Regions from separate parts of the Mus musculus genome. Here regions 1, 2 and 4 are each linked to region 3. A link is a loop called in an ENCODE intact Hi-C map of the cell type or tissue named here. Cell type or tissue: heart. All regions are shown on one strand. Region 1 holds the start of LOC115490283 (a small nucleolar RNA gene). Region 2 overlaps Dpysl5 (dihydropyrimidinase-like 5). Region 3 overlaps Cib4 (calcium and integrin binding family member 4). Region 4 holds the start of Kcnk3 (potassium channel, subfamily K, member 3).

What was found. Peaks named below come from ENCODE experiments on the same cell type or tissue, not always from the same donor. Only the 100,000 strongest peaks of a DNase experiment are listed, where the experiment ranks them.
Region 1: it touches region 3 in a loop (10-fold over the local background); 6 of 42 quality-filtered maps call a loop at or near these places.
Region 2: a loop joins it to region 3, with 2.8 times the contacts of the local background. A loop is called at or near these places in 4 of 42 quality-filtered maps.
Region 4: a loop joins it to region 3, with 2.6 times the contacts of the local background. A loop is called at or near these places in 7 of 42 quality-filtered maps.

The regions. Positions count from the first base shown.
Region 1 is chr5:30,679,969-30,687,968 of GRCm38, forward strand. It overlaps LOC115490283 (a small nucleolar RNA gene), which reads left to right and starts at 1,835; the gene lies at 1,835-1,980. It also overlaps the pseudogene Gm18389. In heart, CTCF peaks have their summits at 3,224 (motif pointing left), 4,196 (motif pointing right) and 7,015 (motif pointing right); no DNase peak of the experiment used is centred here.
Region 2 is chr5:30,772,250-30,780,249 of GRCm38, forward strand. It overlaps Dpysl5 (dihydropyrimidinase-like 5), which reads left to right. Exons shown (of 13, transcript NM_001356948.1): 3 at 5,071-5,229; 4 at 5,726-5,905; 5 at 6,619-6,687. Among named protein-coding and RNA genes, the nearest start is that of Gm46907, 39 kb to the right of the region's middle. In heart, a CTCF peak has its summit at 3,031 (motif pointing left); a DNase peak (open chromatin) is centred at 2,972; H3K4me3 peaks cover 570 bases; H3K27ac peaks cover 424 bases; H3K27me3 peaks cover 1,654 bases.
Region 3 is chr5:30,512,299-30,520,298 of GRCm38, forward strand. The region is part of intron 3 of Cib4 (calcium and integrin binding family member 4); the gene reads right to left. Among named protein-coding and RNA genes, the nearest start is that of Gm40272, 29 kb to the right of the region's middle. In heart, a CTCF peak has its summit at 4,283 (motif pointing right); a DNase peak (open chromatin) is centred at 4,273; H3K27ac peaks cover 3,016 bases.
Region 4 is chr5:30,582,475-30,590,474 of GRCm38, forward strand. It overlaps Kcnk3 (potassium channel, subfamily K, member 3), which reads left to right and starts at 5,696. Exons shown (of 2, transcript NM_010608.2): 1 at 5,696-6,125. The coding sequence starts at 5,843. Gm9899 (predicted gene 9899) reads right to left here and starts at 6,145. Exons shown (of 4, transcript NR_040427.1): 1 at 5,897-6,145; 2 at 390-466. In heart, no CTCF peak of the experiment used is centred here; DNase peaks (open chromatin) are centred at 4,397, 4,817, 5,597, 6,390 and 1 weaker place; H3K4me3 peaks cover 2,675 bases; H3K27ac peaks cover 3,091 bases; H3K27me3 peaks cover 2,319 bases.

The DNA of each region.
Region 1 (8,000 bases), 170 kb after region 3:
GTTCAGTAAACCATCCTTGACTGACTGAGATTGGTGTTTGCTTAATTTGTGGGTTGACTCTTGAACCCCAACAATTCCCCGCAGAAAGCTCCAAATCTGGTCCCATTTACTGCTTTAATAACATAAGCGTAGTTGTTTCCAGGCTGTGTCCGGTGATTCGAATGTCTTGAGTCCCTATGCATTTGTTTCTATACATGGTTTCAGTTAGTTCTCACGGCTTCTCGTGTCTTCAGTGCCTGTCACAGCTATATGGGGAGAAAATGTGAGGTCTCAGATGCCATCTTCTAGAGAGCATCCTTCCTCTCTCACCAGCTACCTTGAGGCACCGAACATCCAGAACCTCAAAGGTTTTGCACGCCTTTGAAAAAGTGTCACAAGTCGCAATTTCACAGCCCTGCAGCACCAGTATAACAGAGTCAGTGACTGTCATTCACTTCACTCTACAGGAGCAGCCAGCTTTTTCCAGGTCGCCTCCTATGCTTTAGTCTCCACCTCTGTGTGTGTGTCTGTATGTGTGTGTGTCTGTATGTGTGTGTGTCTGTATGTGTGTGTGTCTGTATGTGTGTGTGTGTGTGTGCGCGCGTGCGCGCGCGCGCAAAAGTCAGAGAAGAATGTCAGGTGTCTCCTTTGTCATTCCCCACCTTATTTCCTTGAGACAGAGCTTCTACTGAACCTGGAAGCTGCCTGACCCTCAGCCAGGCTATAGTCAGCAAATGCAGCAATCCTCCTGTCTCTAGCCTCCTCCACCCCAGCACTTGGGTTACAAATGCATAAGGCCATACTTAGCTTTTTACTTATGTGTTAGGGATCTGAACTCGGGTCCTCATGTCTGCATGGCAGGAACTTTAACAGCTGAGCCCTCTCTCCAACCCCTCATTGATTTTTTTTTTAATTGAAGTATTTGCATGCCTTTGAAAAAGTGTCACAAGTCACAATTTCACAGCCCTGCAGCACCAGTATAACAGTGCGCAGGTCGAGAATCAGACATTTCCAGCTCCCGAGACACCTGCCCTGGGCCCCACTCAAATAGATGTCTGCTTTGCCAAGGATAGTAATCCGATTTATAGATTGGCATGAGCTGTTGTTAGAAGTGGTCAAGGCTATGTTCTCCTGGGTATCCTGCTCTACGTTTGTGAGATCTGTATTTTTTTCATTCAACTGTGCTAATTCCCATGGCTGTGTGATCACAGCCTACATGAGTCCTGCTTCCTTGGTCTCAAACAATCTCAATTGAAAGAAAAATTTGGGAGAAACGGCATCTGTGCTGAACATACACAGGTTTTAGTCTTGTGACTTATTCTCCCAAACAACAACAATGGTTTACATTGTGTTATGCATTAAAGTAGTGTCGAGATGAGGTTGTGTGTATGGAAAGGTGTATGTGGGTTCTTTGCAAATATTCTGCTTTAAAAACACCACCTAGTCAGTGCGTTCTCCTGTTAGTCAGGTGAGCGCCTTGCTTCAGCTTCCCAACTGCTGACATTGCAGCAGGCGTGCACCACCATCTTTATATAAGGGACTTGAATCTTCACCCACAGGAGGTCTAGATACCAATTCCCTGTAGGCACCAAGAAACAAATAAAAGTATCCATTGTGTGGATATAACCAAATGTATATTTTTTCATTATATTGGACACTGGGATAGATTCATACTTAAAGCTATTATAAATATAGGACTTTATCCTGCTTTAAAATGTACGAGATGTAAGTGTTTTTCAAATATTGTAAAGAAACCAATTTCAATTAAAAAATAAAGTCTGAATTTCTACATAATTCTATGGATGTATATTTCATGCATGTTTCAGAGAAAAGCCACGGCTAAAATTGGACCTTCAGCCCTTCTGGCAATGGGCAAAGAGCTTCATTGTCAGAGGTGGTGTTCTTCTATCAGTCAGGGGCAGAGCAGAAGGCAGGCCTTTGTTCATCCTAGCTTGATGCCTGGCTTGGTGGCCAAAGCTGTTTTATGACAAGGGCTCATAAAAATCAAATCAAATCCAGGCAGCACAGCATGGGAAGAGGGAGACAGAAACCTGCACACTGCCATGTCACCCATAGACCTGCCCTCCAGTCCATGGAACAGGCCAGCCATTGATACCCGTTTGCCACCACACCACTCAGCATGTATGGAGGATGTTACCTAGGGGCCTGCCAGCGGAGTGGCCAGCTTACAGCGGGAGCGGCCATAATATGAGTATGTGGTAGGTGGTCATACAGGGGAGAAAGAGAAGAGGAGTGGCTTGAGCAGCGTGAAGAGAGATGGAACTGGGGACTGAGGGTGGAGAGGAGGGGCCTACTGTAAGTGGCCAGCCCTGCCACCTGGGGCCATGGTGAGGACCCAGTCCATTCCATCTTTGCTGTGGACTGGGGGTGATAAAGGATATGAAAATATCAAGGGATGTTGAGGACTTTAGACAGGGTTTGAGAAACTTGAGTGGTGAATTCAGGACCATTGACTGGAGGGAGGCTGAGATTCCAACCTGAAGGATGATCTCACAGAGGAAGAGATCAGAAATTAGGTCTAATTTCTCTGACAAGTGTGCTACGGGTGCAAAGGAGGATCCCAGTTGGTGACCCAGAACTCTGAGGGCAAATCCCTCCTTTCTGTTACAGAGGTGGAGAAGGGACAGGTCATCACTGGCAGTGTGAGCTGGAACCTGAAGCAAGGCCTGTTGGAGATCTTAGAAGATGAGACTCTATAGCCTTGGCTGGACAGGAAATTTAGAAGAGCAGAGTTATTACTTTAGCCAGACAGATTGCATCAACATATGAAATAAGAGTAGATTTAGGGAGAGACAGAGAGTAGTAGGTCAGAAGCCAGGCCCTGGCGCAGTAAGTATGGGCCAGCCTGGACCCCCTAAGGTAGCACAGTCTACGTGTGTTGGGTAGAGAAGTGGGTGTCATGGTCAGTCCAGGTAAAGACAGAGACGTTGTATCTAGGTATCCAGGGGAGTAGAGAAGAATGCAACCTTGAAGTCTAGGACTGAGAAATGCGAGGTTCCTAAAGGGATAGTGGAAAGAAGAGTGTAAGGGTTAGCCACAACAGGATGGAGAGGAACCACTAGAGAATTAAGAAGGTGGAGATCTTGAACCAGGCAATAGGTCTTGTTGGGTTTTGTTCAGTGGCTGCTCTTCCAAAGGACCCAGTTCAAGCCCCAGCACCTACATCACAGCCATCTGTATCTCCATTTCCAGGGATCCAGTGCCCTCTTCTGGCCTCTGCAGGCACCAGGCATTCAGGAGGTTCACAGATCTTATAAGGGTCCATGATTTGCCAAAGAATGATACCCTGGACTCACATAGTATGTAAACACAAAGAGTGTTTTATTCTGCAGAAGTCCAGCCTGCTGGGGCCTCCAATTACCAAGATAGAGAGACAACCAAGTGAGCTTGCAGGCCAGATTTAAAGCACATTAGGGGATTCTGGGGTAGGTGACCTTTATCTTGTTCCATCTCTAAGGATATTCCATTACCAGGGTGTGGGGGCTGGAAACTGCTGCTGACCCATTGTCCTTGCCTCAGGGCAGGGGCAGGACCCCTTCTGAGGCCTGGATTTACCAGTCCTGGCAATTTGAGGCCTGTTGTAGAGCCAGCCTAGCCTTCTCAATAGATTATATTCAGGCAAAACACCCATATTCCTAAATATAACATAAAATAAAATAAACACCATAGATTTTATGAGAAAAATACATTGACAAAACATGTCAAAGTCTAATTCCCATGTCATGTGCCATCTTAAAAGTGAGGGGTAATTATTTGGAGAGATTTGGGAACTAGTAGTGTATGTATAAGAGCTCTATAAACCTAGAAGAGACGTAAGGAAATAAGAGAAGATAGACTTCAGTTTTCAAAGACAATGGCAATCAGTGGAGGCTCAGTCATGTCCAGTTTTCTACTGCTCAAATATATTTCAGCATATATTCTGCTCTATATGCTATGAGCGAAAAGAAATCTGGAGATTTTATCTGAGTCTGGGTGAGATGCAGGAGACTTTCTGGTGGTGAAGGTTCTGGGTAGTTGTTAGCCTGTAGGTTTCTCTTTTTTCTCCAATATTTCCATGTATGTGTACATATGCATGTTTTCATGTATATGGGCACACATGTATATGGACATGTGGGTGCAACTTTAATTTTTTTCTAAACCTTTTTTTAATTGTATTTATTATTTAATGTGAGTGCTCTGCTGCACATATGTCCACCTGCCTGAAGGGGGCAGCAGAATCCCCCTATAGATGATTGTGAGCCACCATGTGGTTGCTGGGAATTGAACTCATGACCTCTGGAAGAGCAGCCAGTGCTCTTAACCGATGAGCCATCTAACCAGCCCCCAAAACCTTCTTTGAACGATGGTTTTTCAAATGCTCTAACTTCCTTTCTAGCCCACCACCCATCAGAGGTAGTGGAAAAGAACGGTTATTAGGGTACAGGGGAAGTAGACCTGTTTAGAAATGGTTCTTGTGAAGCAAATCCCATCTGTGTTGTCAGGAATTCAGTGGTTCAGTTCACAAGTCGGCAGTGGCAGCTCGATCCACTCAAAAACACTTCGCAGATACAGCAGCAGTCAGTTCAGTAGCGTCTGGACAGCGGTGGCAGGACCTATCAGGAACAGCGAGGCCTCAGCTGAATCGGCAGGAGTCAGCAGGAGGGACTCAGACTCGATGGGATGCTAGAAGTTCTCTGCCCTGCCTCTTTCAATGAAGCAAAGATCAGCAAAGGCACAAGACCAATAAGCATGGTACAGCTAGCAAGCCCCTCTTAAAATCCATCGAGTCCTATTTATACTCCCTCCAAACATCATCATGTGTCCTCCCTGGTCTTGCTTCATCAAGTGTCTTCCCTGAGCGTGTGAGTCTGACTCATCTGACATCACTCACTCTGTCAATCGACTTGAGTCGGAGGACTGCAGCATCCCACCAAAGCTTTATGGAGTCCCGACAAATAGAGCTCCACTATAAAATGTAAGGTGCACATGGGTATTGTAGTGAAAGCTCCTTCATTACATGTCCTTTTTTTTGTGCTTGCTTTAGCAGAACATCCTTCCATGTGTGTCTGCTTCAGTGAAACGTTCCTTCACGAGTCTGCCTTAGTGAAACGGCCTTTCACCTGTATCCCCTTCAGGAAAACACTCCTTCACGTGTTCGTCCCAGCAAAACACCATCCAACACAATTGACTTTCCAAAGTACCCTTAAGTTTCTGTAATATGAAATGAAGAGAAAAGAAGAGTGAACAGAAAATGTCTGGTTTTGTTTTCCTCTGACAGCGGGATAGCCTGGAGTTGACCGTTCCAAGTGTTGAAATTACAAGTGTGTGCCACTACTTCTTGATAAACACTGTGGAGCAACGCAAGCAGCAAGGACTTTTCTGTGATGTATCTCTTTATACGACTTACAGAGACATGCCATACTGACTCAGAGTTGAGAAATGCACTCTGGGAATCCTAAGATATCAACTCTGTGCTTCTCCCTCAGGATGCCTTCCAGGAGAGGGTGGTAGGTTCTGTTTCCATGACAATGGGGCCAGCCTGGGGAAGCAGTAGAAGATGGCAGGAGACAACGGAGACTATCCTGTGTCAAAGTCTTTGTCAAAACCACAGAAACAAAGCTGTAGATTCTATTTCTTCTCTCCTTTTCTGGCAGGCCATTGCAGATGTCTCAAGGGCTGGGGCTCTCTGTACCTTTGTAAAGGTACCAGACATGGCTGCAGAATTAAGGAGCTTAGCTTAAAGTCTGATAATATTGCTTCCAGGCTTACCTGGCATTCTTATTTCTAGAGGTAAACTCAAAAAGCAGGGATTTCTCAGGTGACATTGTTCCTATAGGCCTGAACTCCTGGGTGACATGAGTCTCCATCATGAAGGTACCCATGGTTATAATCTGTACCTTTCTGTGAGGGACCAGAAAATGTTCACTAGATGTACCAGGAATAAGCAGATTGGACTTTTTTTTCCTTCAGAATTGAGTTTCCAGGCCATCCTTTTTACTTTGCCTCAGTTCCTGAGGGCACTTCCCAGACTTTGGTTCTGCAGTGTTCTGCAACAGATTCACCAGCAAGGAAGTCTCCATGTAAGGATGGTAACACCACACAGGCAGAAAGCACATGGGTCTCTTCCCAGCACTCTCTGGTGTCACCGATGTGCGTCCGGCACATCAGGTACCATACTGAGCCCAGAAAGGAGGGTTTGCAGAGTCCAAAGGCACACATTGTGCCCATTGATAGCGTCAGCCAGATACAATTCATTGGGACAAGTCTGAGGAGGAGGCATGTTTGTGACACTCATAGGAGATTGGAGGGTTCGTCTTTCTGAAGCTGGCTCAGCTCCACAACCTAAGAAGACCTGCCTACAAGGGGCTGAGTCTTAGCTTCTTTTCCTATTGCTATGATAAAACAAATTAACAAAAGCAACTTAAGAGAGGGAGGGGTTATTTTAGTTCATAGTTCAAGTCTGTCAAGGCAGCAGGGCCTTGAAGCAGCTAGTCACATTCTATTCACAGTCAGAAGACAGCATTGAAGGCATACTATTTCTCAGTTCCCTGTCTTCATTTAAACAGTTCAAGATCTCAGCTAGGGAATAGTACCACCCATAGTGGGCAAATCTTTATGTCTCAATGAATGCAATCAAGATAATTTCCTACAGACATTCTCAGAGGTCCATCTAAATTCTATCAATGTGTCATTTACCACTAATCATCACAGGTTATACAAACCCTCTTGGCTTCTATAACAGGCTGTAGCTTCATGAATCTCCCAAGACTAGGAAATATAGCAAATGTACATCCTACAAAATTGCCTCAGAAAGCAGGTTACACAGGGAGCTTGGGCCTATAAGAATACCAGGTTCTGACAGAGTATTTATACCCAAAGATAACCGCAGATGTTATATTCCCTAACATGTAACAGTTTTCCTAGAGAAAAGTCAGCCATGAGCCAAACAGCTTATGGTATGTTGGGGTGGGATGGGAGGTGGGGGAAGGCCCTGGAGACTGAAAACATGAATCCTGAGCCTTCAGCCAGTAGAGGGAGCCATGCACCCTTAAGATCAGGGGAGCAGTGTGCATATGTGTGTCTACATGTATACACAGGTGTGCTTGCTAGTGTGGGCCAGATGAATCCAGTGATTGACACCGAGATATCTTCCTCTATCACTCTGCACCTGTTTCCCACCCCCAATGGGCTTTATTTTATCTATCCGTCTATCTATCTATCTATCTATCTATCTATCTATCTATCTATCTATCTATCTTGAGGCAGGGTCTTTCACTGAACTTGGAGTGCTTCATTTCTGTTAGATTGGCTGGTCAGCAAGCCTCAGATCTTCCTGTCTCTGCCCTCTATGCTGGGATTACAAACGTGTTCCACCATGCCCGGCTTTTAAGTGGGAGCTGGGGATCTGACCCTGGGTCTGAACGCTTTTATGGTAGGCAATCCCCGGACTGAGCTGGCTCCTCACCCAACATTGAATTCTTTGCTCTCATGGCTAAACAAGACAGTCGATGCTGATGTCAGTCAGTTGTGTTGGGTGTTTTTTTTTTTTCTTCTCCCAAACTCCTGTCTCTGTTCCCCCTCATTACATCAGCACAAGGCTGGCAAGTGATCTGACCCCAGCATATAGCATGTGATTAACATAGTGACTGAAAGGCTAAGTATTTGACCCTGGTCCTTACGAAATCAAAATGTAAAAGAAAAGGTGTAGTCACCCCAGAAGGGTTTGTGGCAGCTGGAGACCACTTGGCCTCCCACTCATCAGAACAGCAACGAGCTACAAGGGAAGAAATGGCCAAGAAGGCATGGGTACCAGCATGCAGGCAACTGCTGGTGATCAAAGATGTGCCAAGGTACCAATGTGGATAGATGGGTTGGAAACTATCATTGCAGTAGACGGCACCGAGCGATGGCCTTATGCTTATGATAGCTCAGCTATGGCAGGAGCAGCTGAAGCTGTTAAAGACCATACACTGGGAAGCAAGGACAATATAAAATCCACCATTACTCAGCAATCCAGGATT
Region 2 (8,000 bases), 260 kb after region 3:
GGTCAGGCCTGGGGTTGTTGTTGGAGGTCTGCGTGAGCAGGCTCCATGTAGCTGCACTTCCTCTTCCTGCCAGTGTGCACTGAGTGTGGGCTCTGTTCATACATGCATGAGGATGTTCAGGCGTGAGGTGAAGCAGTTATTGTAGCCAAAGACAACGGACAGCTTGATAGTGTCGTGTACCGTTTTAAAATTCACTAGATAAACAGAGAAGTATGTCAGCCTCAGAGCAGGAAAGGGAGGGAGTAACATGGGGCATGCCAGAGTTAATATTTCATTTAGAAAGTACCTCAGGCCGGAGAGACACTCAGCAACCAAGTCACTTGCCAGTGCGAGGCCTGGAGCTCAGCTCCCCCACACCACAGGAAAGCCAGATGGGTGTGTCAGCTCTCCCACAATCTCAGCATTTGAGAAATGCAGTGACAAGAAACCCTGGGGCAAGCTGGCTAGGTTGACTAGTCACATCAGTGAGCCCCCAGCTCAGCTAGAGACTGTCTCAGGAAATAACGTGGGGAGCAATTAAGGAAGAGACTTAACTGATGTGAGCCTGTGGCTTCCACATGCAGCCACATATATGCAAATATAAATCAGAACATGCAGAAAAACACATGAGAATACATACAGATGAACAGGAAGGCACACACGTGAAAACGCACATGTCTGAACATGCAGACATACATATACATACCTAAATATGCAAAGAAAGAAACCTCATCTGGGGGTGTATCTCAGGGGTAAAGCAAGGGTTTAACATATGAGCCCCCAGATTCAGCCTCTCAGACAGCTATGTTATGTGCATTGATGTTTTGCCTGCATGTATGTCTGGGTGAGGGTGTTGGATCTTGGAATTACTAGACAGTTGTGAGCTGTCAGTGAATGCTGGGAATTGAACCCAGGACCTCTGGAAGAGCAGTCAGTGCTCTTAACCACTGAGACATCTCTCCAGCCACACAAAACAGTATTTTAATAAAAACAAAAAGTTTAAAATATCTGAACCAAAAAAGTAAAAATTAACAATATCTGATAAGTGTGTGCGGCAGGTCCCATGAACTTTTTTTTTTTTTTTTAAATCTTCTGTGCCTTTACTCTGCATCTGAAATCTATAACTGTAACATCTTTTACACATGGAAATGTAGCTAACTAAATTTAGTTTTAGCTTTTTCCAGGCTTATTTGTGTAGTGCATAGTATAAAAATGACATTGCTTTCAGCGTATGTTGTAAAATTAGTATACTAATTAATTAATGTAATAAATTTTAGAAAATAAGAAGAAAACAACTCGGGAGCAGTCACTTCAAAACAGCCGTCAATGACGTACTTGGCATTCTTCCTCCTGTGTTGCTTGTGTGTGATTTAACATAGCTCCAAGTGTCTTATGAACACTGAATCTGTTCTTCAGTCACGGCAGCGATGCCCTGTTACCTTCGACTTAGCCCCTGTGCTGGCTAGTGTCTTTTTTACTTGACATAAGCTAGACTCATTTGGGAAATGTCCTGCCAGACTGGCCAGTGGGCAAGCCTGTGGGGCATTTTCTTGATTACTGGTGGATGTGGGGGGCCCATGCCACTGTGGGTGGTGCTTCCTCCGGGCAGGTAGTCTTGGGGGTGTACTAGAAGCAGGTTGAGCAAGCCATGAAGAGCCAGAGTGGCCTGCGTGGGATTCCTGCCCCTACTTCCTTTGTTTGAGGAGGGACTGATGTGGAACCCTTTCCTCCTCCAGCCACCTTTGCTCATGTGTTTCATCCCAGCCATAGAAGCTCTAAAACAGCCTCCGAGAGCACTGTGCTGTGTGCTACTGCCTTCAGCTCACCTAAGTAAAAGGTGGTGTCTAAGTAGTCGTGACGTGTGGCAGGCCCACAGCCACCCCTCCTTAAACACGTCCTCCTTAAAGCATCAGGGACAGGACAGTGCATTGCTCTGCTGCTGACCTGTGCAAGGCTTTCCTGTGGGGTGACAATAAAAAGATCTGTCACATCTGTGGTGTCCTCGTGTTCACAGAGCCGGCAGCTGGTGGGAGGAGGATCTGCTGAGCCTATGAACTCCGGTTTGGAGGCCCAGAGTCGCAGTGGTAGTAATAGTAATATGTGCTCTTCTGAGCTCCACAGCTGTGGCCCTACAGGTACAGATGCACATGTGTGTGGCTGCATGTGTAGCTGCAGAGGGGGCTCGTGGCTGCTCCTGGGTAACAGCCAGTAAGATGGGAAATTCAAGACCGCTGCTCAGCATGCTTTCCAGAACTCTTCAGTTCCTATGGCTAGGCTCCAGAGGATGCTGCTTGGTGCTTCTGATAGCCTATACTGATTCCCCACCAGGCTCAGAAGCTGTGTCAGCCTCGAGTCCCCTAACCTATACCCAGACCACTGTTGGTCTCTGGAATTCCCTGCCTAAAAGCCAAGAGTCCTTCCAGGATCCACACAAGGCTGGACCTCTCTTCTTAGTGATCCAAACACAAATGTGCACACACTAGGTCCAAGGGTGGCATTTTGTAGCAGTGGGCAGAGTTTGGATCTGTGTGCCCAGCATGCATCCAGGGTGGAAGTTGTGGGGTAGGGCGGGCTCCAGGGGAAACCAGTTTCTCTGCACTGTAGCTCAGTTTCAGAGGAAGATGACGATTTATTAGCCCGATCTGTACTGTCGAGTATTTGGAGATTTGTTAAATGAATTGCCTTTTCTATCCTTGCCTTGGGGTACTGGGCGTTAAGAACAGTCCCAGGTCCTTTATCATTAGCGTCTCCACGGGTCCCCTCTTTTCTACCGACAGCTGCCGCTGTGCTGAGAGGCACAAAGAACAGCAACTGAGAGCCAAAGAACTAAACAGTGTAGGCTATGCACTGCTAGTAAATCAGACTCCCCCATGTGCACGGGGACAGGGCAAAACAGAGTACATCCACCTGCTGTAAGGATGAATCAGCCGCGCAGGCTCCAGCGGAACCGGGAACAGAAGCCAGCTAGTAAACTACAATCTGCGCAGCCCCAGCTCCAGCCCCACCCCCACGCCTGCATGTATTACACGGAGCTACCGCCCTCTGTTGGCTGCATTTAAGCAATACAAGAAGTCAGGCCATCCCGGCTCTGAGATTTTTTTTCCTTCTTAATTGTAGTTTGGCTGCTTGACTCATTTTCTCGGCCTTAGTCTCCAGGAGTGTCTCTGGTTTGTGATCAGGGAATTTGACTTTATGGAGAAGACAGCTTCATCGGGCTTTTTTCCTCCAGTGGAAAGCAGAATGAATCAGGATATTTATTTTATTTATATGGGTACATTGTAGCAGTCTTCAGACACACAAGACAAGGGAATCAGATCCCATTACAGATGGTTATGAGCCACCATGTGGGTGCTGGGAATCGAACTCAGGACCTCTGGAAGAGTAGTCAGTGCTCTTAATCTCTGAGCCATCTCTCCAACCCCGAATCAGGATAATTAATCAGAAGGATACTTTACCATTCCTTAGTGATACTTGGCTCTCTCTTCCAACACATGTGAAGCTATCCCACATGTGAAGACCCCTCTCTCGGTTATTTTAATCCTAACAACCGGGTTTTATTTGGGAACAGCACATTGACCTGACCTTTGGGAAATGTCACTTTGGACGATCACAAAAGTTACCTATTCAAATAAATTGAATTTATTTGACTCCCAGAACCCAGCCTGGAGAGACAGAGTCAGAAGACCCCAGAGCAAGGAGGCTATGCAGACTGGCTATATCAGTGGGCTCTCGGTTTGATCGAGACACCTTGCTTAGTGTTAAGATGGAAGAGCAATTGAGAATAATTCCCAATATCCACCTTGAGCTCCTCCACATGCACATCCCTGTGCATGCACACACACACACACACACACACACACACACACAGACTTTACATACATGCAAACACACATACACATGCACAAATATACACAAGATGGGGAGAAAAACCTTGTTAAAGTAATATCTTGTGGAGCCTGTGAATTCAGTCATGCATCTGAAAGTGCTCTATCCCAGACAAGACAAATTATGCTCATGAACTCAGGTAGGGGACATGAGGACAAAGGGGCTGATATGGAAGAAGCTGGTGAATTTTTTTGGACAACTCTCACACCAAAACAGTACTTTACTTTGTGAATTTTGACTTCTTCTTCTTCTTCTTCTTCTTCTTCTTCTTATTATTATTATTATTATTATTATGTTCTGTTGTTTGTTTGTTTGTTTGTTTGTTTGAGACAGGGTTTCTCTGTGGAGCCCTGGCTGTCCTGGAACTCACTCTGTAGACCAGGATGGCCTCAAACTCAGAAATCCGTCTGCCTCTGCCTCCTGAGTGCTGGGATTAAAGGCATGTGCCACCACTGCCTGACCCAACCCATTTATTATTATTCCCAAGTTAAGTAAAACTGCTTCATAAGAAGTGACAGAAAAGCTGGTCAGTGGTGGTGCACGCCTTTAACCCCAGCCCTCATCAGGCAGAGGCAGGCGGATCTCTGTGAGTTTGAGACTAGCTTGGTCTACAGAGTGAGTTCCAGGACTGCCAGGGCTACACAGAGAAACCCTGTCTGGGTAAATACACAAACAAAAATAGGTGAGAGAACAATATCTTTAAAATCCCCTATTAAAGCACGTAGTGCTTTACTGCATGTCTGTAGCTAGCTCACCATATTTTCCATGTGAACACTTGATTGGGCTTCCCACTGTAACAGGTATATACAAACAAACCCTTGGGCCTTTGATTTTGTTGTCTATATACTGGAGTTAGCCAAAAATCACTTAGAGGGAGATCTTACTGGGAAGGTAACAGCCAGGCTTGGGCTCCCCAATATGCTAAGTGCTTTTTCCAAAGACCCAAGTTAGAACCCCACATGAGGAAGAATCAGGTTTATTTGTTGAACCCAGGGTTCTAAAGAAGATCATGTCACAGCTCTGACCCTCCCCTGTCACAGCTCTGACCCTCCCCTGTCACAGCTCTGACCCTCCCCTGAGCAGACCTTACTGGGTTTGATCATCCATGGTTGTTCTGGGTGCACCTGAACACCGTGCATCATCGTGATGGTGACTTAAGTGCAGGCAGGGCTGTGACAAGACCACCTTCCCTCCCTCTTCCTTCAGGCGGCCCTCGTTGGAGGCACCACCATGATCATCGGTCACGTCCTGCCAGACAAGGAGACCTCCCTCGTGGAAGCCTATGAGAAGTGCAGGGCTCTAGCTGACCCCAAGGTCTGCTGTGACTATGCCCTCCATGTGGGGATCACCTGGTGGGCACCCAAGGTAACAGTGCTGATGGGACCCCTCCACACACACACAAGAAGGCACCAGAGGGCTGGTGTCCAAACAAGTGTGTGACTGAGCTGGCTGGGGCCTGAAGCTGTTTTGTATGCAGGAACCCTCACCCATCACCATTCCAGCTTCCCTATGTCCCAAACAAAACATTTAGGAGTCCCTGAAGATGATGGGCAGACCTATCCCACCTAAGAGCCCATTTCTCAGTGTTCACAGTGAGCATCAATTGCAACAGAGTCCAAGGCCATGGGCCAGACTCAGGAGCACTGCGGTGTTCAGGATATCCCGATGAGGTACCAGGAACATCTAGTGGGTAGTACCGCTGAATGGTCAGCTCAGACAGAGAGCTGTGGCCTGTGTGTACTGGGCATTCACAGCACCGACCTGGGACCCGAGAAACAGTTGGTCACAGCCTGCCCCATCTCTCCACTGGGCCAGAACCTGCTTGTCTTACTGGACGCTGACTTTGCATTTTGCTCTCCAGGTGAAAGCAGAAATGGAGACACTGGTGCGGGAGAAGGGGGTCAACTCCTTCCAGATGTTCATGACCTACAAGGACTTGTACATGCTTCGAGACAGTGAGCTGTACCAAGTGTTTCATGCCTGCAGGGACATCGGGGCGATCCCCCGGGTCCACGCTGAAAATGGAGAGCTCGTGGCTGAGGCAAGTCTGCAACTGAGGTCGTTGTGTGGGGGTAGAGCCAATGGATACTGCCTATCACTGTCCTTTAAGGATCACTTAAACCAAGTAGTAAAACAAAACGCTGTGAGGTGTGAACATCTGGGGTGCCAAATCTTGATCTGAAATACAAACTTTATATATATATGTAAATTTTCAAGAGGTTCCTAAGTCTTAGATGATAATTGTGAATATTATGATAAATTCTATTATAGCAAAATAATTTAGAACATCTCTTGAGAATATTTTTTGAAAAGAACCATGCAAAATAGACAGCATTGCTCCATTTCCCCGCCTCTCTGTCAGAATTGTTATGCCATACACATCTGTTCTCTGGTACAAAGGATGGGCCCCTTGATTGTCTTGGGTGGAAGCTAGTCCTAGGAGTTGCTGATACCAGCTATCTGTTGAGATTTCCAGAGAATCAGCTATAACTTTTAATAAACTGACTAGTGGTGTTTGTCTTTGGTGCCCGCTGGCCGTTGCTTGATGACTGGACTGTATTTTAAGAATAAGAGATATCGCACAGTCCTTAAGAAATATGAAGAGAATCAGATGTTTCCTACATGAGGCCCCAGCTCCTCCTTTGGAAAATGTACACTGCAGAAAGAGGCTTAGGAGCACCCTTGGCTGGCCCTGAGGTTGGGGAGTTTCTTGTACCTCTGTAATTCTGTTGTCTTTCCCCCACTGTTATTCAGGGTGCTAAGGAGGCTCTAGACTTGGGTATCACAGGCCCAGAAGGAATCGAGATCAGCCATCCAGAGGAGGTAGGAGAAACTTCCTGTGTCCACGGTCAGCTTCTTTACTCTCAAGTAGACTTCCTGTATTTGTTAGCTTTCTGTCACTGAAAATAAGGCTGAGAGGAAAAATATTATTATTATTATTGTTGTTGTTGTTGTTGCTTATCATTGCTCATACCTACAGTTTCAACGTTCACATTGGGCAGAATCTCATAGTGACAGGAACGTGTGGCAAAGGAGGACTAATCACCCGATGATCAATCAGTAAACAAAGAGTTAAACAGGAAGTGGCCAGAGAACTACCAAGGGAAGACACCGCCCCACCCCCACCCCCAGTGACCTTCTTCCTCCAGCTCAACCTTGCTTCTTATTTCCAGAAATCCCACCACTATGTAGAGACCAAGAATTAGTGTCATGAGACTATGGGAAACATTACTTATTCAAACGGTAGCAGTCATGGAATCTTCTAGAAGAGATGTCAAAGAATATGTTACATGGCGAGTTTGGGGCCACTCTCTCAGAAAATAAGTAAAAGAAAATAAAACTCTGTTGCCCAGTAGGTGAGATTCCCATCTGGAAGCCCCACCCCCACCCCCAAATGGCTTTCTTTATGCTGAGGCTACCTTGGCTTTCCTTGGAAGGACAGGGTAAACCCTGCCATGCTCCACTGAATTCTAATTTCAAGGCGTTGGAGAGACCATTTCAGGGGTCACTTCATGCAGAATTGAATGTGGACACAAAAGAGACGGACATTAGAGCCTTTAGTGTTAGAAGAAAATTAAGCTCGAAGTCGGGACTCTGCACTCTGGACACTAGATTCTAACTGAGGGAGAATTTGAACCCTTCCCACCAGCAATGAGCATGTGCCTGTCCGCACCCTGTCGTTCATACGTCTCACCAAGGGGAAGGGAAAGCCTGTTGTCCTCTTCTTGTACCCCTGCGTGCACTTTCATAGGGCACTAACGTGGATACCCAGTGATCTGCCGTTGAGAGTCTGCTCTGGCAGAATCAGGGTAGATAGAGAATGCCTTCTTACTCTAGGACCTTGTTCAGACATTCTCACCATTTACAGCAGAAGCAGCCTCCCCTTTCTCCAAAGCCTAGAACACAGAGCAGTGGAGGATGATGTAGAACCTGTATTCCCAGCTCTCACGAGGCTGAGGCAGAAAGGGCTCAGGGTCCAGGCCAGCCTGGGTTACATAAAGAGCCTATCTGTCAATCAATCAATTACAGTATGGAGGTAGTTAGATCTCCAGGAGAGCCAGTGTGGTCTACACACATTGGAAGGACCCAGTGATGGCCCTACCATCACCCAGGAGCCAATTTGGCCTGGCTGCTTC
Region 3 (8,000 bases):
TACACATTTGGGTGGACAAATCTCAGGCCTTGAAAGAACGTTGTGCCTGAGCCACTCATCTCCACGTCTTTAACATTTCTTCTCATATATATCATAGTCCTGAATTGAAAGACTCAGCCATAAGATACAGAGTCTCCCCGCGTTGATCCACAACGTTACTGAAGTTCTAGTTAAAGTCCTCCAGGTGCCGTGTTTGTGAAAGCCAGCAAGCTGGTTCTCTCCATGGAAATGCGAAGAGTTTGGAACAGCAGAGGCAATCCTGGACTAGAGCATCGGAAACTGAGGCAGTGTGAGATTGATATAAGGTCAAATGAACCAGGCCAGAGTAGAGACTCCAATACCAATGCCCCCATCTGTGATGGAAAGACCCTGTTATGCACCCAAGAGAAAGGGAGGCACCAACCCTGGCTGCTGGGCTGGTAGGCAGTGACACTGGGGAATGGTGGATCCTGATCCCTACCTCACACAAAGCGCAAAAGCAATCCCAGGTTGAGCCATAATCTAATATAGGACTAGCAGTCTAAATTCACAAACATTGGATTTTTTTTTTTTTTTTCGAGACAGGGTTTCTCTGTGTAGTCCTGGCTGTCCTGGAACTCACGCTGTAGACCAGGCTGGCCTCAAACTCAGAAATCTGCCTGCCTCTGCCTCCCAAGTGTTGGGATTAAAGGCGTGCGCCACCACACCCGGCTGGATTTTTTTAAAACCCAGAATATCTTAACCTTGAGGCAAAGATTGTTTAACAATATACAAAAGCACTAACCATAGGGGGACCTCCATACATTTGAGTATCCCAAAATTGAAAAATTACATTGTTCAAAAGACATCATTACGAGAATAAAAAGGCAAGCTACAACAATCAATATACACTTCAAGAGATGAATGGATAAACAAGCTGAGACACAGCTAGAAGATGGAATGCCGCTCGGAGAAAGGAGAAGCCATTGATGAACGCCACAATGCCAGAGAGCCTTCAATGGATTTTGCTGAGCGAGGGAAATTGGGCTACAAGGGCTACGTATTGAGCCTGGCACAGCGCCTGTAACTCCAGCTCTCAGGAGGCGGAAGCTAGAAGATTAAGAGTTCAACTGAGCCAGTCTGAGCTACTGAGACCCAGTCTCAAAAAAAAAAAAAATAAAAAAATTAAAAAAAAAACATTAAAGAAAGGAAGCAAAGAAAGGGGGGTGAGGAAGGTAGAAGGAAGAGGAAAGAGAGAGCAGCTACATATTGTAGGAATCTGTTCTGGAAAACACAGAATTATAGGCATGGAAAACAGATGAGGGTGCAGTAGCCATTGGTTGGGGAAGGAGAAGCTAACATGGCAGGGGGTGGGGCTCACAAGGAATGGTTTATAGTAAAGGGACCGGATGGTGCCACTTGAGGGGGTAAATCCAGCCTTTTTGCATTATTTAAATACACGCGCGCATACACACACACACACACACACACACACACACACACTGCTTTTAATTGTATCTGTCTGTCTGTCAGTATGTGTACATAGTACACACTGGAGGTGTTGGATCAGTTACAAGGAGCTGCCTAAGATAGGCTTCGGGTCCTCTGTAAGAGCAGTGCTCGCTCCCAACCGCTGAGCCTTCTCTCCAGCCCAGTCTATGCATTTTTCAGAGCTTCAGTGCCATACACCACAGGAGTGAGCTCTTGCTGGGTGCAAATTAAAAGCAGTTAGCAACGGGATGGCAGTGAGCTCCTGAGGGATGCCAGGCCTGCAACAGATGAAAACACTGCAGACATGTGGCCAAAAACTCTCGAAAGAGCGGACAGACAGAAGAAACACTGATCGAGCTGGGTTCTGGAGAGGCAGAGAGAGTAAAAATCCTCACTGTACTCTGAGATCCATGAGGAGTTTGCTTCTCACAGAGGTGGGGGGTCAGGGACTCTGAGACCACACCTGAGTTCAAAACATAAATCACAGGTTACCATGTGGAGTAAGCAAGGTGTGATAGCCAGGCACCAGCATGGACTCCGTGGTGTCTACCAAACGTAAGTAGAGAGCTACAAAGGCTAACTACTGATGGGTGACATCAGGGTGTGGGTGTGTGCTCCTGTGTTTGCAGGTGCAGACTGTTCACACATGCATGTGCCAGTCTGTGAAGGTCAGAGGGCAGCCTCAACTGTTCCTCCCATGTGCTATCAACCTTGTCTGTCTGAGGCAGGGTCTCTCACTAGCCTGAGCTATGCCAAGCTAAGCAGCTGTGACTTTAGGCTAGGACTCCAGGGATCTGCCTGTCTCTGCCTTCCCAGCCCTGGGATTACAAATTAATATGCCCTGCTTCACATATCTCTGTCTCACCATTTGCCCAGGGGCTATATGCTGATCTCTGTATCATTCCAATTTTAGTATACATGCTGCCTAGGTGAGTGCCTGGCTCTTTTTTTTTTTTTTTTTATGGACTCTGGGCATTGATCTCAGGTTCCAGCAGCAAACACTTTGCTGACAGAACTGTCTCCCAAACTCCAAATTTCCTAGTTTTGATTGGTATGACATGATTCTGTAAAATACTGACATCAGGGAAGGTGGACTGAAAGCAGAGAACAGAGCCCACCTTCTAAATCCCATGAGAAACTGTTGCAGTAACAAACCACGTTTGGAAACAAAACTCAAGAATATGTGAACAGAGCCGGGCAGTGGTGGTGTATGCCTTTAATCCCAGGACCTGAGAGGCAGGTGGATTTCTGAGTTCGAGGCTAGTCTGGTCTACAGAGTGAGTTCCAGGACAGCCAGGGTTACACAGAGAAACCCTGTCTTGAACAAAAAAAAAAAAAAAAAAAAAAAAAAAGCCATGTAAAAAATGCTATTGGATGGGGGTCACATTAGCAGAAAAATAATGTAACAGAAACAGGGTCCACGGTGACTCAAATGACAGGGTAGGCACTGACAGTAAAATAACATCTGTAGCCACACTACTTATGTTTTAGAAGGTAGAGGAAGCTGGGCTCAGAGGTACACACTATAAAACCCATCTACTCTAAAAAATAAAGCAGGAGATTGATTGCCTGAGCTCAGGAGTTTCACACCAGCCTAGCAACAAAGTGAGTCCCTGTCTCAAAGCAAACAAGCATTAGAAAAGAAATGATTTGTAAACTGTAATCACACATATCAAAACAAAATAAAATAAAATCAAAACAACAACAAAAGCCCCAACTTTTTTCCAGAGATAAAAGGAGGACCTAGACAGGAACAAAAATAAAATGACACCAGATTTCCTGTGTAAGCAGATCAGATGAGAAGAAAACCATTGTTTAATTTTCTGGAGAACGAAATAAAGTTCTTATCCTGCTATATTCTATACCTAGCAAAGATGTCCTCCAGGCAGGAGAGTTGTTTTACCCCCAACAAACAAAGCTGAGAGAACTTGATAGCAGCCGACTGGAGCTGGAAAAAGCATCCCAGGAAGAAACCCAGAATAAGCACAAGGAAAATACCGGAAAGAAACTCAGATCTACACAGAGGAGTGAAGAGACCAGAAATGAGAGAACAGAAGAGTCTTTTGAAGAGACAATCCATGATTCCAGGTGGAAATGTCAACATTTTTCTGCCAATAGTAGAACAGGTAAACTGCCCCCAAAGTCATAAGGAATGTAAGACTATCAACCAACAGGATGTAATCACTATTTTCTAGAAAGTTTTACCTATCACAGCAAATAAACATTTTTTTTCAAGTACATTTTGAACATTGAGCAAAATAGACCAGATTTTGAGTTAAAAAGCAAGTCACTGAATTTAAGAGGGCTTAAATCATACAAACTGTGTTATTTTATCATTACTAAATAATTAGAAATCAACAATGGAGAAAACAACTAAAAAACCCACAGCAAATGAGAACATATTTTGAGTTAAGTGAAAATAAAAGCATATCAAAAGTTGTGGGTTTTTCAGTGAAAACGGTGCATACATGGAAGTTATGTATAGGAAAAAGGAAAAGGATAACTAAAAATAAGTCTTTACAAGATCCTTCACCTGTTGAGGAGGGAGAGCTATGGGGGGAGGGGGTGTCTACAGGCCAGCGAATGCTGGAACCCTCCCACACAACTTCTGAGCTGTCTGCTCCCTGGGAAGTAGCTGTCCCAGAGGAACGGAAGAGCTTGGTGGCAGGAGCAGTGGCACGGGGGCCACAGGTCAATGGAGCTCTGTGCTCCTTGAAAGCAGAAGAGCTGGGTGGACCCTTCTGTGTGAGGTTCCTCTCCTGTATGCCCAGGAGGAACCCCTGCTTCCTGATCTGAACCCGGAACAGCCCTTTGGCACCAGAGCAGTTTCACCAGAAGGTGGCAGTGTTAGGTCAGAACCACAGGGTCAGTTCCCAAATCCAACACAAATGAGCGCCTGCTGTATGCAGACAGTAGCAAGGCAGACATTAGCGCTCTGTGTGACAGTAAAGAAAGCAGGGCTCACAGGGAGAACTGGCCCCTGACTGTCTGCGGTAGCCTTAAAGAACCTTGCGGGTGTTTTTTGTACAGACTTTCTAAGACCTTTGGATATTTAAGTAAACCCCCCAAAATTTCTCAAAAATCATGTTCCTAAACATAGGACATGAGGGTCCCAGGGCATTACTCAGAATCCCATGTTGAGAATGCCAGCTGTCAGGGGTTCAGAAGACAGGTCAGGACTGGTGAAAATGCCACTTTATCTGTGGATATAAAGTTGCAAAGCTCATAATCTGAACTCATGCCCTTGTAGCAAGTGTGTGTGAGTCCCCGAACTAGATCCTGGGGGTGGGGGGTCTCCCATCATGACATGGAAGCTATATCTGCCTTTTCCATGAGGCCCCCTGCACTTAGAGATGTCTCTCCAGAAACGCAAAACATGAGAGAAAAGTCTAAACCAGACACCACAGCCCCCTTTATCCTCAGGGGAAGTGGGAAGTTAAGATAGGCCTGAAGCCTTGCACAAGCTCCGTGATACCTCGAAGTTGCTCAGACAACTGAGGTAACTACTGGGTGTTCAGTAGGAGGGTAGCACACACAGTGTGGATTCTCTGGATGCAGGGAAGAGTTGTGTCTCCAGCTGGAAAGCAAGATTCCATCAGGGTACTCAGAAACGCATACTCCATTGATTTCTGCTGCCTGCGATGGCTCGAGGATTAAGAGCACATGCTGCTCTTGCAGAGGATCTGAGTTTGGTTCCCAGCACTCGCAACTGCCTGTAACTCTACTGACATGGGGGATCCAACACCTCCGGCCTCTGAGGATAATTGTACTCATGGACACAGACAGACACACAGACATAAAATTTAATAAATAAATTAATTAATTAGCTGTTTCTTTGCAGACCACAGAAACACTACCCTTGGTAGGCCGCAGTTGGCTGTGGGTAATTGAAACTGTACAGGGCAATGGCCGACGAGCCAGGACTGCAGCACACAGCAAAGCATGATGGTTCGAGCCAGGACAGTGGAGTGTGTGCTGAGAGGGAGGACAGACAAACAGCCTGGAAGGGAGGACCAGGAAGAAGCAGACCAGGGAAGGACTGAGGCCAGTGGAGGGATGAGGAGATGGAGGCAGATCCCTGGAGAAGAGACCACAGAGTGAGGCCGAGGGCTCTCTCTTGCTTCAGGCTTCTCCCAGTTCCCTGCTTTCCACAGGACAAGCAGAGCTACAGAGAAGAGAACAGTAACAGGGCTGGCCTGGGACCCTGAAGGCCCTTGGAGGCCCTGACTGTTCTGCGTGACCCTGCATGCCCATTTCAGGGGATGGGAGCTGAAACATGAGGGTGAAGAGGGGTGGAGGGGTGGGAACGAGGGACAGAGGAGGGTCGGGGCGAGAACTCCTAGGTTGAAGCTGGCAGGTAAACACTCTTCTTCTGTAGCCAGGCCCTGGGGGCAGGGGGGTTATCCCCACTAGTCTCTGCCTCAAAAGTTCACCCTTCTTAAAGGTCCTATGAAAGCTGTCTTCTGGTGACAGATGGGCTGGCAGGGACAAGCTGGGGATGTGTCCTGCCGGCAGCTGGAGGCAGATCACTGATGGAACAAATAGGCAAGCTAGGCAGTAAAAACATTAAATATTATTAAACAACTGTGGGTTCACAAGGCCTGCACCTGGCTCAGCTCCAGCAGACCGGTTCTCTGCCTAGATTCCAGGCCCGTAGCTATCTAATGCTTCCCCGAGGAACCTTCCAGAAGATCTTCCTGCCATAGACCTTTCCTAAGGAAGAGCTAAAGGGGCCTGATTCTTCCGAGGCCATCCAGGACTTGGGCCTTATGCTGTGGAAGGCTTGGGACACAGTGAACCAAGAAGAGGTTCTGGACGTATTAAATAATATTTAAGACTCTGTATAATAAAAACAGCAAAAACAAGCTCTGTGACTTTGGGTAGACCACAGGGCCTCTCCATTTCCCCATCTATAAAAGGGGCAGGCTAAGAACTTAGTTCATGGGTTTTTATGCTGTTTGAATGAGACCATATGTGTATCTGGTACACAGGCCACTGGTAAACGTTCTATAGTGTTATCAGCCCAGCCCACTTGGCCAGCCTGCCATCAGTATCATGTTCGACCTGCCACAGTAGAGAACTATGCGGTTTTAAGCTCCCAGCAAGCCTGTTTCCCAAGCCAGTATGCCAGGATGCAGCTCCTGGATTTCAAAGCTGCCTGTGCATTGTTTCACTCTGCAGTTGGAGCGGAGGTACGCACTTGTTGCGGGCCTAAGGGGAGCTTTAGCAGGAATCCCAGTTCCTTAAGCACAGTGGTCCTTCTGAGTCTCTGTGTGGCCAACGGTCCGACAATACAGAAGTCCTCGGTGACCGTCAAAACACCAAGAAACAGCAGGCAAGAGTTAGGATGTCCTTGGGCTGTCTCCACTGGTGGTTCCTGCCCCTACCAGGACCTTTCATCCAGCAAGGGGGGACAGAGCTACAGGTAGGGCAAAGTCACCTATCAGGTGCACAGGACAGACACCCATCTGAAAACTCAGCTTCAGCCCACCACCAAACTTCCTTTTCCCCCTTCTATGCGGCTACAGTCGGGCCTTACAAAGGCACGGTGTTTATCTCACAGGTACCCTGCTCCCCATGGCTCCTTACACCTCTGACAGACTGTCTCTCCTGCAAACAGATCCTCCAGCTGCCATCCCTCCTCCTTTCTTTGCAATGTTTGCCACATTCAGTAAATAAATGCATTTCTGATGAAGACTCTTCTGCCTGGAACCCCCAGTAAAGTGCTGGGTTTGTGGGAAAGGCTATGCAGTTCAATGCTGTATCTTTGCCATTTCGTCTCATGGGGACAGGGGGGAAAAACAATTACCACCCACATTGTGAAGCTGCTGGTCCTAGGAGGGTGGGCTCTGTGGGTGAGACAGCCTTCTGCTCGGAGGACCTGCCTGGGAACAGCAGCTACTGCTTAAGAGGAGGGCGTGAGGCAGAGCGGGGAGGCCAGATGGAGAAGAGAGAGAGGAAGGGAGGGTCGAATGAATGCAAGCCTGCTCTGCAGCCACCCAACTGCTCTCCGGCTTTCTGGGTTAGTGGTTACTACAGGGCTAGGCCAAGGCAATGTTTGTGAATCTCTGCTAAGAGGACAAGCGTTTGTTTGGATTAATGTAAAGTGGATGCAGAAAGAACAGGAGAGGCAAGAGCCCCTGGTCCTTATGCCTCCTCCCCAAAAAGACACAGGAAAGGGGAGGAGGAAGCCAGGCCATGTACTCCACAAAGTGAGGAGAGTGGTTCACAGCCACAAACTCCATGTCTCTGCCGGTCCTGTCCAGAGCAGGTTGTGACTCTGGGTGCAGAGATGGCTTCTCTGTGTTAGCGCTGGTGCTGTTGCATGGCGAGGTGAATGAGAACAGTTCCTAGGGCACAGGCTGAGAGCTTAATGACAGTTTCTAAGAGTTTCTGGAGAAAATACAAACAAAGCCCAGGGTAGCCAATATAAAAGTCATTTGCGGTGCACTCTGCACTTGCAGTTCACAAGCAGTTTGTTCAAAGCAGGAGTCTAAATACTAGGAGGAAGCCAGCTGCCTGAGGCCAGCCTGGGCGGAGGACCCTTGGGA
Region 4 (8,000 bases), 70 kb after region 3:
AGGACAGAAGCTGAAACAGTAAAGCTCACAACACCTGCACACACGGGCACACATGCACACATGCACACATGCACACATGCCCACATGCCCACATGCACACATGCACACATGCACACATGCACACATGCACACACGGGCACACATGCACACATGCACACATGCACACATGCACACACGGGCACACATGCACACACGGGCACACATGCACACATGCACACACGGGCACACATGCACACATGCACACACGGGCACACATGCACACATGCACACATGCACACACGGGCACACATGCACACACGGGCACACATGCACACATGCACACATGCACACATGCACACATGCACACATGCACACATGCCCACATACAGCAGGCTGAAGAGGAGTCTTACCCGTTGGCCTGCCTGTGATCTCAGTAATGGCTGAGTCCCTCCAGTGTCCCTGCTTCAAGGGTGAGACTGCAGAAGTTCTAAAGAAGAAAGGGAAAGGGAGAGAAGGAGGAGTCTTCAGAGAAAATAGGGAGGCCTGGAAAATACATGGAAATCAGAAAGTGAGTAACGGCAGCATCGCTGAGGAGGAAGTGGGCAAGCTCCCACACTGCCAGAGAGAATAAAAACCAAGATAGCCAGCTGAGGACAAGCAGCAGGATTTAGTAACACACAGGGGGCGGATACACTGTGGCCACTTCTGGGTATGGGTCCTAGCTGCCCCTCCCAGCACATGCTCAAGCACCCATGGGGTGGGGATGCTCACTGCAGGTAGACTGCAGCCAGGAGAAAGGAGGGCTGTCTCGGTGGAGGGGGGAGGGGACGGGCAGCCTAGACTCAGGACTTAATCTTTATGCAAATGCTGACCAGGAGCAAACCTGAGCCCCCCCCCCCCCCCCCAGCAGTGTTTCTGAGAATAACTGGTCCTCCGTCTTATTAGACGCCAGGATTTTGCACCCTTTGAGCTCTCAGATTGAGACAGCCCTTTCCCTCAGCCAGCTAAAGCAAGGCTAAGAGGGCCAGGTGTTTAGCTCTTCAGCCCAGTCCTCTCCTGATAGCCCACAGAGTCCTGCTTTGCTAAAAGTTGCCTTTTGTGTTTGACTTGGGCTTGAGATGTTAAACAAACAGTGGCTCTTGACAAACACAAGCCATTGCTGTGGGACCAGTTATGCTCTAAAAGCCAAGCTAATCCCCAACTTCACTACCTCCGGAGATACACCAAGAAACCTCTCAGCCGCACCCAACACCTACTATCCGGGGCTATGGCTGGTGCGGCAGCCCATGGCAGCCAACTGTGTTTCTCTGCCTTTGCTCCTGAGTCCTGGTTCTCTTACTACTTCAGCCTTCCCCTGGCTCATATTGAGATGGCTCTGGAGTCCTTCCCCTTCCCCTTGCTTCTCTGAAGCCCCGGCTCTCACTGACCCACCTAGGTGACTAGAGCAGGCAGGAAGGGCTCAAGAAAAGTTTGCAAAGTACCTCCTCTGTGCTGTTGTGCAAAAGCTCACTCCTATGAGTGAGGTAGGAAAGGCTGGTGGGGACCTATGGTCTGCTCTAGACAGGATGGACCAGAGCTTCTCCTGAGGCTCTGGGCTAGCTCAGAACTGATGGGTCAGGCCTTAAACCAGGTTTGTCTGACCCCAGGTCAGCTTCTCCACTCCATCTCTCACTGGCCTTGCCCCACTCTCCAACCAAGCAGTCCACACAGCAGGGATCAGAAGTAGTGGGATGGAGTGTCTCTGTGCCTCCGTCCCTGAAGCCCACACCTTCCATCATTGTAAAATGGGCAAGGGCATCGTCAGGACGTGTCAAAAATAGGAACCAAAGGGTATAGGGAACTTTCGGGATAACATTTGAAATGTAAATAAAGAAAATATCTAATAAAAAAAAATAGGAACTGAGGCAGAGAGAAGCCGCTCTGTTTCCCTGATTCAGCCTGCAGCATTAGTTCCCAAGCCCAAGACTCAGGGCTGTCAGTTCACTTCCCCTCGTGCCGCACAGCCTGCTTCCTTAGCCCTGCAGAAGCTTGGCTCTGTCTTTGCCGTTCTCCTCCCTGGCAGGACTTGCCCCAGCTTGAGAAGAATCTTGTCTGTAGGCATGGAAGCAGGATTGCTGAAGTTTTTCTGTCCCGGACTCAACTGTCCGAGTCACTTTAACACCCAAGCAGCAGAGGCAGGACTGTTCCGGGCTGGGCCTGTGTCGAAATGTGTAGTGCAGCTTTGATGTACAAAGCATTATGGGAAGAATAGTGTTTTAAAAGAATAGTATTGTCTCTACCCAGGAAAAGATATCAAGCCAGTGAGGGGGTCATGAGAGCAAATAAGCTACTTAGCAAGAGACTCAGTTGTCCACAAAGGTACAAAGGAGCAGGTAGTTCAGATGTGGGGGAGGGGGGCAGGAGGGGGAAGTGCTTCATGGAGCCTTCGAGCTGGGTCTTGAAGCCTGAATGAATATACGGTTGGCAGAAGAACGAGGAGAGGTACCAGTTTCTTAACTTATGGGAACCCTGGAGACCTGGGAGTCTCAGGGAACATGAGAGAACACAGATGTATTGGGAGCTTACAGATGGACAGAGAGGCATGCTAAGCTGGAAATGACTGTGTGTAATATTTAGTATACAGTGGGGCATGGTAGCTAATGGTAAATCCCAAACAATTTACTCTAACCTTGTGGCAGTTGTTTTCCTCACAAACTAGTCTTCAAAGAAGCGGCTGTTTATCCCTATTTTGCCTAATTCTCAAGAGGATGGATCAAACAGATGTAATCAGGCCAGGAAGGGCATGGGATGTTATAAATGGAAGGCATGCTGATATTTTCTGGTCTGAATCCACCACTTAGGGATGTGGCAAGGGGGCAGCTGACCTCTAATGCTGCTGCAAACACAGGCAGAAACAGGTTGACTTTGAGCAGGTGTGGGCAGGTCCGAGGGTCCCGTGCAGAAGATACTGAGGTATGCTGTTGGGTCTTTGATGCAATCCAACCCAGCTCACCAGGAAGAGGATGGCTGAAATGGTGCCTGCTGTCCCAGGGGTTGATCAGAAACCTTGACTGTGCTCCTCTGTCCCAACCCTCCCTCTGCAAGGGACAGGATGGACAGGGGAACGCAAGCTGCCCTCCAGGACTCAGGACATGCAATACAGGTGTTCTGGTCCTGGATATGACAGAAGCTTGTAAGCACTGCTTCCCTCTGTAGGACCCTCACTGCCTTTCTCAGTACTGTCCAGGCCTCAGTTTCCTTATCTGTAACATGAGAAAGCTGAGAGAGAGGACATCTGAGAATCCTTTAGTTCTCAAGAGCTACAAGAACAATTAAATTAATAATAAATATTTTGCCCCAAAGACAGCTTTCCCCTTCCCTAAACCTCTTTTACTTAATAATACTGCCTTTCATTTGTATAGCAGTCTGGGGTTGGCACCCGGAAGTGGGAAAAACATGACAGCATCCCCACTAAAGCCCAGCCCTAAGGAAGTCACTTGCACAGACAGACAGATCTTGGGAGTAAATGGTTCCTGGGAGGATCCTGACTGGGAACCAGCACATCAGAAGTGCATGGGATTCTGGGAATGGCATGGCTCTTCTTCCTGAAGCCAAAGGATGCCAGGGACAAAGATCCCCAACAGGCCCACAAGGCCAAGGAAAGACCTTCCTTTGTGGGGAGAGGAGGCACAGGTCCCTCATTGAGGTGTGCTGGTCTAGACGCCTGAGTCTTTAAAAAAGGTAAAGGTCACTAGAGAACCTCACCTATTCTCCTTGCAAACATGTGACTTCCTTTGATTCCTTACAGCCAACTGCTCAGGAGACTAATACATAATGATCAAACCCATCTTACAGGTGGAGAAAGAAAGGCTCAAGGACTCAAGGAGAAGACTGTCAAGGAGAAGAATGTGAGCTCGAGAAACAGACAAGAAGTCTCTTTCCAACTCAGTGACCCTGGGTGATTGTATTGCTGTTAGCCTCAGTTTCTTCATCTATAAAACAGTCCTAATTATAAGCAAACCTACCTTTGAGGACCAAGGAAAAGATTAAGGTCACAGGTATAGCATACTCTGAAAGATACAGGGTTGCATCCTTGTGGACTGAATGGGCAGGTAGCTCTTCTGAGGTGCTTTTGGACACAAAGTGGTATCTGGCAATGACATCCCAGCCCAGAATGTGGCAGATGGTGCCCCCCCCCCCCCCGCTGGCTACCTCCTGAGCCATGAGTTTTGGGTCTCTTCCACAACTCTCTGCTCGGCCTATGCCAGGGTCCTGTGAAGGGCTGTTTGACCCTTCTTGGCACTGGGATTTGCATTCCGATCATTCTGCTCTCTCAGCCCATCCATGTCCAGTGCTGTTTGGAGCTGAGTAAGGCCCCAGGGATCATCTGCCATGACAACTCATGGCAGAGATAAGGACAGGAGGCTCCAAGAGGGGCAGGGACACTTTGCCTGAGTTCCCACTGCCTGGCCAGTTTCCTCTTCAGTGCCACAGACACCAGGTTGACAGATGAAGAAACTAAGGCAGAGGGACCCCTATGCCAGTTCCTTCAGTCTGTCAGAGAGTTACCAGGTCTGGATGCCCTTACCCCAACCCCAGTTTTAGCTGTATCCCCAATCCTGTGCTGTGCTACAAGGTGGCATCCTTTGTTTTCTATGTTGCAATGCCCAAGTCAAGCCTGTTGTGCTGGTGTAGGGCAAGGGCCATCAATATCAAGATGGGGTAAGTGGTCACAGCCACCAGCCTAGGCTTTCTCAGCCAGTCCCCAGTGCCTGGTGCTAACCTGGGAGGGACTCAGTGTTCGGAGAGAAAGCTCTCCCTTGGGTATTGGCTCCTGTGTGTCCTGGGCCACAGCAGATCCCTGCCAGTTTCTAAGATAAGCCAAACGCTGGAGCACAGGAAGGGTCATGTGATCTGAGTGGAGAGGACTGAGCCCTGGTCTTTCCCCCAACTCTCCAAGTGTGTCATATGTGTCAGCTCACCTCCTATGCCCCAGGTTCCTTATCCATGGGCTAAAGATTGAGCCAGTGGGACCCAAGGTCCCCTCCAGCCTCAGCACTATGACTAGGGCAAGGGTGGAGAAAAGGGATTGCTTTTGGGAGCTTGGGGTCTTGCCCTTTCCTCTCCTCTTTCCGCCCCTTTTCAGGACATTTGTACTCCAGCACTCACAAGTTTCCCCGTCTCAGTCTGTCCCTCTCTTTGCATCGTTTGCACCGCATTTTCCTGACAGATCCCTCTTTTCCTGGGTCTGTGTGGTTAGTCTCCTCCATCACACACACACACACACACACACACACACACACACACACACACACAGAGGCCCCTACCCTGGGTCCTCTCCCTTCCCTGTAGTTATCTGTTTTCCTGCCTAGTTTTCTCTGGGGCTGGCGGGCTGGATCTCTGTCTCCCTCTCTCTCTCTCTCTTTCTCTCTCTCTTTCTCCCTCCCTCTCCCATCTTGCTCACCCCCCCCCCCCAGCTCTCGCTCTCCCTCTCTCTCGCTCTCTCTCTCCCGCCTCTGTCCTGCCCGGGTTCTCCCGCTTGCTCCCCCCTCCCCCCCCCCCGCCCTCGGCACGGCTCCCCAGTCCTTATTTGGCTGGGCGGGAGGGCAGGCGGGAGGTGGCGGCCCGCGGCCGGGGGGCGGGCGCGGGGGCGGGCGGAGGAGGGTGGTGGGTGGTGCTGAAGGGACAGCTCCGCGGCGGCCGGCAGCGGCGGCGGCGGTGGCGGCGGCGGCGGTGGCCCCGGGGTGCGGAGCTGGTGCCCGGCGTGGAGATCCGCGAGCGCAGCCATGCCCCAGGCCGCCTCCGGGGCAGCAGCGGCGGCGGCGGCCGGGGCCGGGGCGCGGGCCGGAGACGCCGGAGGGCCGGCGAGGACCCGGGAGGGACGATGAAGCGGCAGAATGTGCGCACGTTGGCTCTCATCGTGTGCACCTTCACCTACCTGCTGGTGGGCGCCGCGGTGTTCGACGCACTGGAGTCGGAGCCGGAGATGATCGAGCGGCAGCGGCTGGAGCTGCGGCAGCTGGAGCTGCGGGCGCGCTACAACCTCAGCGAGGGCGGCTACGAGGAGCTGGAGCGCGTCGTGCTGCGCCTCAAGCCGCACAAGGCCGGCGTGCAGTGGCGCTTCGCCGGCTCCTTCTACTTCGCCATCACCGTCATCACCACCATCGGTAACTACACTCGCCGCGCCGGCGGGGACGGGGGCGGGGACCTGGGATGCTGGGGAGCCGCCCGCGGCTGAGGGGTCCCTGCGGAGCGGGGCGGGTCGCCGAACCCGCGCGCTCCCAGTGGCCGGGGCTCAGCCCGGTGTGTCTGCTCTGCGGGAACCCCTGACTTCGACCTGTCTCCAGTCCGGCCAGCCCTAAGTTGGCCTTGCCGGGCTGTGCGAGGACCCCAGGGGACTTAAGTGTGTGAGAGGGACAGGAGCGGCCGGCCGAGGCTCGGGAGGAGGGGTGTGGCCGGGCTAGGCCCTGGGGCTGGGCATCCAGAGTAAGGGCCGGAGAGAGCGCCACTCCTCCGTGTCCCTGACGCTGGGCTTGGGCACCCGGGTGTCCACACCTGCTGGGCGTTGGGAAGGCACGTAGATGCCGGAAAGCTGCACTCCGCGACACACGGGGCCACTCTCTAACTGCGACTGAGTGCTGCTAGGGAGGGGGGTGGGTTGCGTGTGTCCGTGTGGGTGTGTGAGTGTGAGTGTGAGTGTGTGTCCACCTCCATGAGTTTGGGCTGCACCAGACAGGGCCTGTAATTCTCTGAGGGCAGCAGATCAGGGGCTGGAATCCAGATTCTGTCCTGTTAGCCTTCTTCCCCAGTGTCCCAGTAAAACAGTCACCTCACGGGAATGGCTCCACTTCTTTTCCAAAGCCAGGGCAGATCATGCTGTAGGAGGCCATACACACACCCAGCTCCTCTGAGAACATGACACACAGGTACACACACACACACACACACAGAGAGAGAGAGAGAGAGAGAGAGAGAGAGAGCACAAATAGATGTCTGCCAGGAAAAGCACCTCAAGACAGGCCCTTTGCCGTGTTGCTGAAGTATCCAACCAGGATTACACAGTGTAACCATTCCCAGGACCCTGTGATTTGCAGCCCAGCTCCACCACCTCTGCATGACCGACCTTGGTCAAGTTCCTTCTGCTGCCTGGATCTTGGGCTCATGTCCCAACATGTAGAGGTTGGCCAAAAGGATGTCAAGGGCTCTTCCCAGCCCTGACGTGCTTGGACTCTGAGATTGGGAACCCACCTTGCCCCAAAGCCATTGGGATGCCTCCGGGAGCTGAATCTTCTTCCTCTTCCCCACCCCTTCTCATCCTGACCCCCACCCCCTTCCCTTGGCCCAACTCCCAGGGACTCATTGCCATTTGGCAAAACCCATAGCAAGATGGCAGTGTTTTCCTGGGAGTCAACAGGAGAGGAAGTGGGTAAAAGACAGAGCTGGACACAGCCTATGCTGTGTCCACTGCAGAATGCTGCTCTGATGTTCTGTTGCTCTCCAGCAGTGGGGAGAGGACTCCCAGATACCACCTAAAGGACAGATTTGGTCTGGGCCCCTTCCTTCACATCCCACTGCCACTTGCCTGAGTTTAACAGCAGGTTAGCACTCTGTAAATCAGAGTGGGGGCCTCTGTACGCCTCTCTCCCTCTGCCCACACCAATTCCCCAATTAGTACAACTCTCTTCTAAGTCCCCGGGACCCCAGCTTCTCAGTAACCTCTCAGCTGACCTCCTTGCTTCAGCCTTATCACCACAGCAAGTAGCATCTCCTGGACAATACTTCCAGAAAAACAAAAACAAAAACCCCAAAGCCGAGCTGCCCCATCCCCCTTCACCAAAGCCCGCACAGCTCCCCACTGCCCCATGCTCCTCACCCCGACTCCACCTCCATGCCTGACTTTATTTACTTACTTGGTTGACCTCCTTCTACAGCCTCCAAATCACCTCTCAGAGAGCACTTTTACATGTTTATATCCAACACATCTTTTCTTCTGACTCCCCTTTGCTATCCAAGCTAGCCCCCTGGGTCCAGTTTAAGCCCAC